2 separate regions of the Homo sapiens genome follow, and region 1 is linked to region 2. A link is a loop called in an ENCODE intact Hi-C map of the cell type or tissue named here. Cell type or tissue: transverse colon. All regions are shown on one strand. Each heading gives the region's core, and the rest is flanking DNA. Links, peaks and the distances in the headings are about the cores only. Region 1 overlaps FBP1 (fructose-bisphosphatase 1). Region 2 overlaps FBP2 (fructose-bisphosphatase 2).

Evidence for each region. A loop is a pair of places that touch in the nucleus more often than their neighbours do. Peaks named below come from ENCODE experiments on the same cell type or tissue, not always from the same donor. Only the 100,000 strongest peaks of a DNase experiment are listed, where the experiment ranks them.
Region 1: it touches region 2 in a loop (9-fold over the local background); 1 of 110 quality-filtered maps calls a loop at or near these places.

What each region holds. Positions count from the first base shown.
Region 1 is chr9:94,620,937-94,625,328 of GRCh38, forward strand. All of the region lies in intron 1 of FBP1 (fructose-bisphosphatase 1), which reads right to left. Among named protein-coding and RNA genes, the nearest start is that of FBP1, 16 kb to the right of the region's middle. In transverse colon, for the core only: a CTCF peak has its summit at 2,509; a DNase peak (open chromatin) is centred at 2,515; H3K27ac peaks cover 267 bases.
Region 2 is chr9:94,569,904-94,574,295 of GRCh38, forward strand. It overlaps FBP2 (fructose-bisphosphatase 2), which reads right to left. Exons shown (of 7, transcript NM_003837.4): 4 at 1,559-1,699. PCAT7 (prostate cancer associated transcript 7) reads left to right here. Exons shown (of 3, transcript NR_121567.3): 3 at 1-1,034. Among named protein-coding and RNA genes, the nearest start is that of PCAT7, 17 kb to the left of the region's middle. In transverse colon, for the core only: no CTCF peak of the experiment used is centred there; no DNase peak of the experiment used is centred there.

The DNA.
Region 1 (4,392 bases), core at 100-4,099, 51 kb after region 2:
GGCGTGGTGGCTCACGCCTGTAATCCCAGCACTTTGGGAGGCTGAGGCGGGTGGATCATGAGGTCAGGGGATCGAGACCATCCTGGCTAACATGGTGAAACCCCGTCTCTATTAAAAAATACAAAAAAGTAGCCGGGTGTGGTGGTGGGTGCCTGTAGTCCCAGCTACTTGGGAGGCTGAGGCAGGAGAATGGCGTGAACCCAGGAGGCGGAGCTTGCAGTGAGCCGAGATCGTGCCACTGCATGCCAGCCTGGGCGACAGAGCGAGACTCCGTCTCAAAAAAAAAAAAAAAAAAAAAAAATACAAAAAATTAGCCGGGTGTGGTGGCGGGCGCCTGTAGTCCCAGCTATTCAGGATGCTGAGGCAGGAGAATGGCGTGAACCCGGGAGGTGGAGCTTGCAGTGAGCCGAGATCGCACCACTGCACTCCAGCCTGGGCGACAGAGCAAGATTCCGTCTAAAAATATATATATTTTTAGAAGAAAGGAAGGAGGACATCAGCTTGGGAGAACAAGGCAGGAAGGTCTGGACAGACCCTAGAGAGGAGGAGATACTATCATCTGCCTCTTCACCTCGAACCTGTCATGGTGCCCTGCACACTTTTGTGGTTAAATCAGTGTTTCTTAACTTTGTTTTCATTATGATTCCCCTAGGGAGCTTTTTAGAACATTTTTTCCTCAACCATACTCCCCCATGAAATATTTTTAATACTACAGATATAGTAGATATCTGTTTATTGCAGTATGTGTCTCAGTGCTTTTTACATAAAAAGTTTGCGGGTGTTTTTGGTTTTGCCCAGAAAGAACCAGTGTTGGCCCCCAAACACACGGGTTAAACGAATCAATAGAGAGACCCAGCAAGCAAGGAAGCCTGGGTCGGGGGTAGCCTGAGTTGCGAGCCAAGCCAAGGGGTTTATGGCTTTATAACTAAAAAGACCCTAAAAGAAACAAAGCATCAACCGGCCCCTCTGCCTCATTTCATAGAGGAGAAAACTCAGACCCAAGACTCCTGTGGACTTCTCCACACAGGCAGAGGGTAGAAGTGAGACGCTGCCTATGACTCCCAGGCAGAGGGTGGAGGCGAGACCCTGCCTATGACTCCCAGGCCAGGGCTCTCTTGGTGACACCCTGGGCCCCTGGCAGGAGTCCTAGGGCATGGAAGTTGCAGGGATCCTGGAGTTTTCACTATTTTTAAGCAACCTGCAAGTCAGTAATTATAGAATTCCCAGAATCCAGTGGCTTGTCTAAACGCAGCCTAGCTTCTTAGACTTACAGAAGCGGCAGGTTGTCATAGCCTGGGGTTGCCCTGAACACAGAAAGGAGGGAGACGTCTCACAGGAAGGATGCACAGAGCAAGGCGAGAGCCTTGATGTGGGAAGGGGAAAAGATGGGTCTTTGAAGACACCAGCAAGCCTCTGAAAGTGGGTGGTAAGGGCACACCCGCGCCCTTGGCCATGATGGCGATGTGCGCTCGCCTGGGAACTGACGGTCCCTGATCCAGTGGCCGTGACTGCTTCAGCTCCTGCAAGTGCATTTGCCCAAAACATAACTCGCTGTGACTGGCTGGGCAAAACTGAGCCCCTCCTAGAAACCATCCAAACCCACATGCCTGGTCCGGCCTGACTATCTCAGGAGCTAGCTCCGGCTGTCTTCTCGGGCCCGCCTGTCAGCGTCTTTCAGCCACTCTTGGCATCATTCCCTTTCCAGCCTGCAAAGCACATCTCATCCCACCAGCCCTCCTCCTGCTGCTTCTCTTTTCACCCATCACTCCTATTTCATGAGTAAAAGACCAAGATGTCTATCGAGCTTTGAGCTCCACCCCATGTCCCTGGGCTTTCGATCCTATTTCCACATGATCTTTTTCTGACCCCAATTGTGAGGCTGGGGCTTGTGCAGGAAGAAGGCAGCCAAAATCTGGGAGGCCAGAGGGACTTGGCAGGGCCCACCAGCTCAAATGCAGCTCCCTCAGTGACCCCACTAGCAGCAGTGCTCTCTCCTTTCCAGCCTGAGAGTTGCACTGTCAAAGTCACTTTATGATTATTTTTATTTTTATTTTTATTTTTATTTTTGGAGACAGTGTCACTCTGTTGTCCAGGCTGGTGTGCAGTTGCGTGATCTCGGCTCACTGCAACCTCCGCCTCCCAGGTTCAAGCGATTCTCGTGCCTCACCCTCCTGAGTAGCTGGGACTATAGCCGTATGCCACCACATCCAGCTAATTTTTGTATTTTTAGTACAGACAGGGTTTCACCATGTTGGCCAGGCTGGTCTCGAACTCCTGACCTCAAGTGATCCACCCACCTCAGCCTCCCAAAGTGCTGGGATTACAGGCATGAGCCACCGTGCCCAGCCCACTGTCAAACTCACTTCTGATTCCGGAGGGCAAATAGCACCGATGGACCAGAAGAAGGGCTTCAAGGCAGAGACCAGGTCCAGGCCTCAGCTCCCAGGCTCCCCTGCTCTTTCTGAGCCTCCCTCCCTTTCACATGTGTCCAAAGAGGGAAGTGAAGTCTGCCCCCACGCGGCTGTCAGAGGATTGCATGAGATGACATACACAAAAGGCCTAGCACTAATAGGTGCAGCCTGACAGGGACAGCTCGGGGGGCCGGGAGGGCTGGGCAGAGGGGCCGAAGGCACTGGACACGGATGAGGCACTGAGGCAGGTGCAGAAGGAAAGTCCTATATTACCTTTTGGCCCAAGTCCCATCTGCTCAGGCACTTCCCTCAGGAACACTCAGGCCATGTGGTCTCTTTTACTCAAAATCTTCCTAGACAGCTATCTGAGTGCTCATTTATTCTACAAATATTCACCAGGGACCTGCTGTGCACGGGGAACCGTTCTAGATGCTGGGGTTACAGTGCCGAACACGGTAGATCAGATCCCGCCCTTGTGGAGCGTATATTCTACTGGGGTGAGCACAAACAAGAAATAAATAAGTGTTTTGGAATGAAAAAGATATGTCAGATAGTGACAGATGCTCGCTGACATAAAACAAAAACAAGGTGACAGGAGAGGGAGATGAGAGGCTAGATGGTTAATTTAGATGGTCAGGAAGATCTCTAGGGGGGCATTCAAGCTGAATGGTACTTTGAATGTTTTTCGTAAGAATGGGAGGAAATAGGCCGGGCACGGTGGCTCATGCCTGTAATCCCAGCACTTTGGGAGGCCGAGGTGGGTGGATCCACCTGAGGTCAGGAGATCGAGACCAGCCTGATCAACATGGTGAAGCCCTCTCTCTACTAAAAACACAAAAAATTAGCCGGGCATGGTGGCGGGCACCTGTAGTCCCAGCTACTCAGGAGGCTGAGGCAGAAGAATGGCGTGAACCCGGGAGGCGGAGCTTGCAGTGAGCCGAGATTGCGTCACTGCACTCCAGCCTGGGCGACAAAGCGAGACTCCATCTCAAAAAAAAAAAAAAAAAAGAACAGGAGGAAATGGGCCAGGCACGGTGGCTCACGCCTGTAATCCCAGCACTTTGGGAGGCCAAGGCGGGTGGATCCCCTGAGGTCAGAAAATTGAGACCAGCCTGACCAATATGGTGAAGTCCTATCTCTACTAAATACATAAAAATTAGCTGGGCGTGGTGGCACATGTCTGTAATCCCAGCTACTTGGGAAGCTGAGGCAGGAGAATCCCTTGAACCCAGGAGGCGGAGGTTGCAGTGAGCCGAGATCGCACCATTGCACTCCAGCCTGGGCAACAAGAGCGAAACGCTGTCTCAAAAAAATAAAAAAAAGAAAGAATGGGAGGAAATGAAAAAGCCCTAAAGAAGCCCAAATAAGTCAGCTAGTAATGACTCCAGAGAAGAGCTGTTTGTTAGCAATTTAGCCAAAGGAAACAGTAAGTACATTTTTCACATATTTCCAAATGGAAGGGAGTGGGTACTATGTGCACATTTATACAAGTAATTTTGTAAAGCCTGAGGTCTTTTTCCTGTGATGCCTGGATCCAGGAAGCATCTAAATTCAGAGAGAGGAGACCGGAGGGAGAAAGTCCTTGTAAGGATGGCTCTGATTTGCAGTACTCCTGGGCCAGCCCCACCACCCAGAGACAGACAAGTTATCCTGTAACTGTGTCCCAAACACAGGGGCACCGTGACTTGTTTTGTGGGATTAAATGAAAGTAGGCTATTTCCTCATGCAGTGGACTGCATTTTCCGAGCTTGCAGACTCAGCAGTTGGCCAGATTAAAGTGAGAAGCAACTTCTGTTGCCCCAGATCATGCCCAGACCTACGAGAGGTTACAGTCAGTGTCAGGGTGGGTGACTTAGCAAATCATGACCACCAGCCAGCCCTCCCCACTGCCATTCCAAGAGTCTCAGATGGCTCCTACCCTTGGCACACAGAGGAACCAACACAGAGAAGCTGAGGGCCACAGAAGGGGTGGTACACCGTT
Region 2 (4,392 bases), core at 145-4,144:
GCCGCCTTCCATGGCATTTCTATCTGTGACAACTGCCACAAGCTACCTCCGCTGGATGTCAAACAGGCACTAAGCTTTGTGCACTGGGTCTTTGCTCAAATGTCCTTTTTAGTAGGGAGATGTGATCCAAAGGGGTTTCAGGCTAATACATAGAGATCCGGAAAGATGCTATGGTTCATCTCTTCCTTCTGTCATGTTGACAAGCTCTGGTGCCCACCTATGTCCAGACTGGGCCCTGCTTTCATGACTGAGGGCAGAAAACAGAGGCTCTGTCTGTGCCTGGGAATCTTTGAATTGGGTCCCTGAGTCAAAGCATCTCCCATCACCTTTAGAACTGCTCAGAATGTTCATGGAGATATTTTGCTTGTACTCAAGAGCAGTTGTGTTGGAAATTTAGTGTGGTAGAGTAATTAAAGCACAGACTGCTGGAGCATGACTCCTGACACCAGTCACTAGCTTGACCTTGCGCAAGTTACTCACTCTCTCTACGCCTCACTTTCCCCATCTGAAAATGGGAATAATTGTAGGACATATCTCATAGGGCCACTGTGACATTTAAATGCATTAATAGATGTAAATTTCATAGGACAGGTACTTTACATTCCTACCACTTACGAAGAATTATCTAACTCTTAGCTGTTATTCTACAACAACTTTAGAAAGGGTGTTTTATTGTCTGAGGGTAATATTTGCAAGCCATAGAATTTCTCAGGGTTTGCCAGCTTCTTTGAACATAAAGGGAAATTGGGGCATTAGCAAACTGACACAGCAATGGGTCTTGGTCTAATGGGCATACAGGTGAAAAGATTCTATTTGAAAAGTTTCTGGGTTTCCATACTGTAAACTCTGTTTTGTAAGTTAACTCCATGTCATTTTGAAATTTTGCAAACCCCTCTCTCCACACATGTGCACTAACACGTGAACTCCACAAGGGCTGTCATGTGTGTTTGATCAATGCTCCATCTCCGCTGTCTGGAGTGGTGCTTTGGGACACAGTAGATGCTCAATAAACAGCTGTAAATCAAAAACTTAAATACTTAACCTTTTGGTCTAAGTGAACAAGAGGTTTTGACGTGTTCTTTGGTGGATATTATCTGAGTTTTCACAAGACCTCAGTATACTTGGCAAAGCATTTCACAATTGATGGGCAAGCCATCCAGCATTTAAAAGTGAAATTCATGGAGCATTCTACTGGATGGTGCTGCTCTAACGAACCCATGCTTCTGCTGGAAATTTGCAGCATTGTGATTCTTAAATCATGGCATTCTCATAAGCCAAAGAGATTGAGTGCATTTTTGGAAAATGAGCTCCTTAAGGAGAGGGCCTGAGTTGATGCAACTGGCTCTGCAGGACACTCCTCCCCCCGAGTGCCCTCACTGGGACAGAGGCCCTTCATGGTTTCTGATGATGGTTTTGGCTCCCCAAACTAGGCTCTCAGGACCCCTGGTCCCCAAAACAAGTATTAGGAATAACCAGGACATTATCGCAGAGAACTGGCATTAAGGCACAGAGGCCCATGGAGTCCCCAGGCACAGATGATGCCATATTCTGTACCTACCGGGTCAAGCATGAAGAGGTCCACGCCTTGCCCTGTGGAGAGAGCCACCAGGGTTGCACTACCGTACAGCGCATAACCTGCGGCCACAATATTGCGGCCACACTGCAGGGCATCCTTTTCAGAAGGCTCATCCTCTGAGGTCTGTGGAAGAGAGGGATAAATGCCATGTGTTATTGTTGTCTCTGGAGAGAACACTTTGCCAGGGGCCTGGGCTTCAGATCTCCTCGAATCACTGAAGGAAGCGCGGTTCTTTGAATTTTAAGCTGCTGCAAATCCATCCAGAGGAAACGAGTGGCCATGTTGCCAACAGTTCTAGCTGAGCCATGGCAAAGGCCATTCTTGGACTTCTTCCTTCCTGTTTTCCAAACGCATGTGTCTGTAGCCTGACAAGAAAAGCACTCCCAGATGCTAAAACCGTAGCCCCTCTTCATCATAAGCCATGTTCCCAAGCCACGATACTCACAACTCAGATCACTGAGCTGAGCGTGCAGTGTCTCACTCTGCACACTCAACAGCCCTTTGGGGCAGATAGCACCATCACCTCCATGGCTCAGAGGGAGAACTCTGAGAGCAAAACCACCTAAGATTAACAACCTACTGCAGCTGGAGCGGCTGCACAACTCGCCCAGCAGCAGGAAGCCCTGATTCTGCCTTTCTCTCTGACTCTGTGGATGCTCCTTCTCACTTGCCTCTCTTCCCGGCAGCACCTCTTCCTCTGATTCCTTAAATGTTGGTGCTCCTTCTGGTCCTTCTGTGGCCCTTGGTACATCCAACCGGTGCAAAATGATTCTTCCTCACCCCCTTATCCAAAATGGGGACTCTTAGCTGCTACATTTGTATTGAGTTACCCCGTCTCCCACGACACACACACACGCACACTTATTTGATGGGGTCAAGGATAGATTCATAGATTAGTGATTCAAACTGGCCCAATGTGAGTCTCTCCTCCAGAAACCTAGAACTGGAGTACAGCATTGTTGTGATGTACGTAGAAGCTTTGTAAACCCGAATGTTCTTGCCTCCATGTTCTGACCTCATGGTCTGGTCTTCCAGCGCTTGACGCCATGAGCACTCAGAGCTGCTTCTCTGAAGCTCCCAACACATTTTCATTCACGGGCTTAGTGTCTGACTTCCCAGCTAGACTGTGAGCAACTTGGTGGCAAGTACCAACTCCGTCTTGTTCCTGTCTGTTTACCCATCACCTAGCACAATCCAGTCCACAGATATTGCATTTAATTCACACACACACACAACACACACATGAGTTTACACACACACATATATACATGCATACATGCAGTGATTTTCAGCATAAGAATCCTATACACATTTTTTGGATTTATACTGTTCCATTTTTTGTGTGATTGTAAATAGCACATATTTTAAAATGTAATTATAATTACGAATTAGTTTATTGCTAATATATAGAAATCTAGTTGATTTTGTATCTTGATCTTGTATCCTGTGACCTTGCTAAACTCACTAGTTCTAGAAGTGTTTTGGTTTTCTGTTTGTAGGTTCCTTGGGATTTTCTACATAGACCATCATGTCGTCTGCAAGAACAGTGTTATTACCTGCTTTCCAATCTGTATGTGTTTCATCATCTTCCTTGCCTTATTGTGCTGGCTACAACTTTCAGGATTACATATGTTGGGTAACAGTGGCGAGTGAGGACATCCTTGCTTTGTTACTGATCTTAGAGTATAAGCATTCAGTCTTTCACCATTAAATGTAATGCTAGCTGTAGATGTACTTGATAGAGTTAAGGGACGCTCCTCCTCTATTTCTTGTTTTCTAAGACTTTCTGTTTTTTCAGAGACAGGGTCTTGCTCTGTTGCCCAGGGTGGAGTGCAGTGGCTTGGTCATGGCTCACTGCAGCCTCCAACTCCTGGGCTTAAGTCATCCTCCCATCTCAACTTCTTGAGTAGCTGGGACTACGGGTATGCACTACCACCCCCCTCTCCAGCTAATGTCTTTTTTGAGATGGGGGTCTTGCTATGTTGCCCAGGCTGGTCTCAAACTCCTGGCCTCAAGCAATCCTCCTACCTCAGCAAGTTTCTTTTTTAAATAATGAATGAGTGTTGAATTTGTTCAAATGTTTTTTCTCCATCAATAGATACGATTATGTGATTTTTCTTCTTTAGCCTGTTGATATGGTGGATTACACTGACTGATTATGAATACTGGATCAGTCTTCCATCACCAGAATAAACCCCACTCAGCCATGGTGTATAATTTATTTTATGTATTGTTGAATTCTATTTGCCAATATTTTGTTAAGAGTTTTTGCATTTATTGATAAGGAATATTGGTCTGTGGTATTTTTTTGAACAATCTTTGTCTGGTTTTTGTATCAGGATAACACTGGTTTCATAAAATGAATTGGGAAGTGTTCCTTCCTATTATCTTTTCTGGAAGAGACTGAATAATCTGTGAATATTTGTTATGTTTTTCCAGTAAACCATCTGAGCCTGGAGATTTCTTTTCTTGGGCATGAGTTTCTTAATAGTATTGAGCCCTGTAGATAGCCATTCAAAGTATCTATTTTATATTGGGTGAGTTAGAGTATTGTAGTTTTTGAGACATTGGTTCGTTTCATCTAAGTTGTCAAATGTATGCATGTGGAGTTGTTTCTAATATTCTCTTTTTATCCTTTTGAAAAACAAGGCAACCTGAGATTAACAATCTACTGCATAAATACACAATTCTCTGATCATTTTCCCAAGATAAATTCCCAATAATTAAATAATTGGGTAAAAATCTTTTGATACATATTGAAAAATTGTCCTCCAGAAAGAGTGCATCAATTTATACTTTTACCACTAATAATAAGA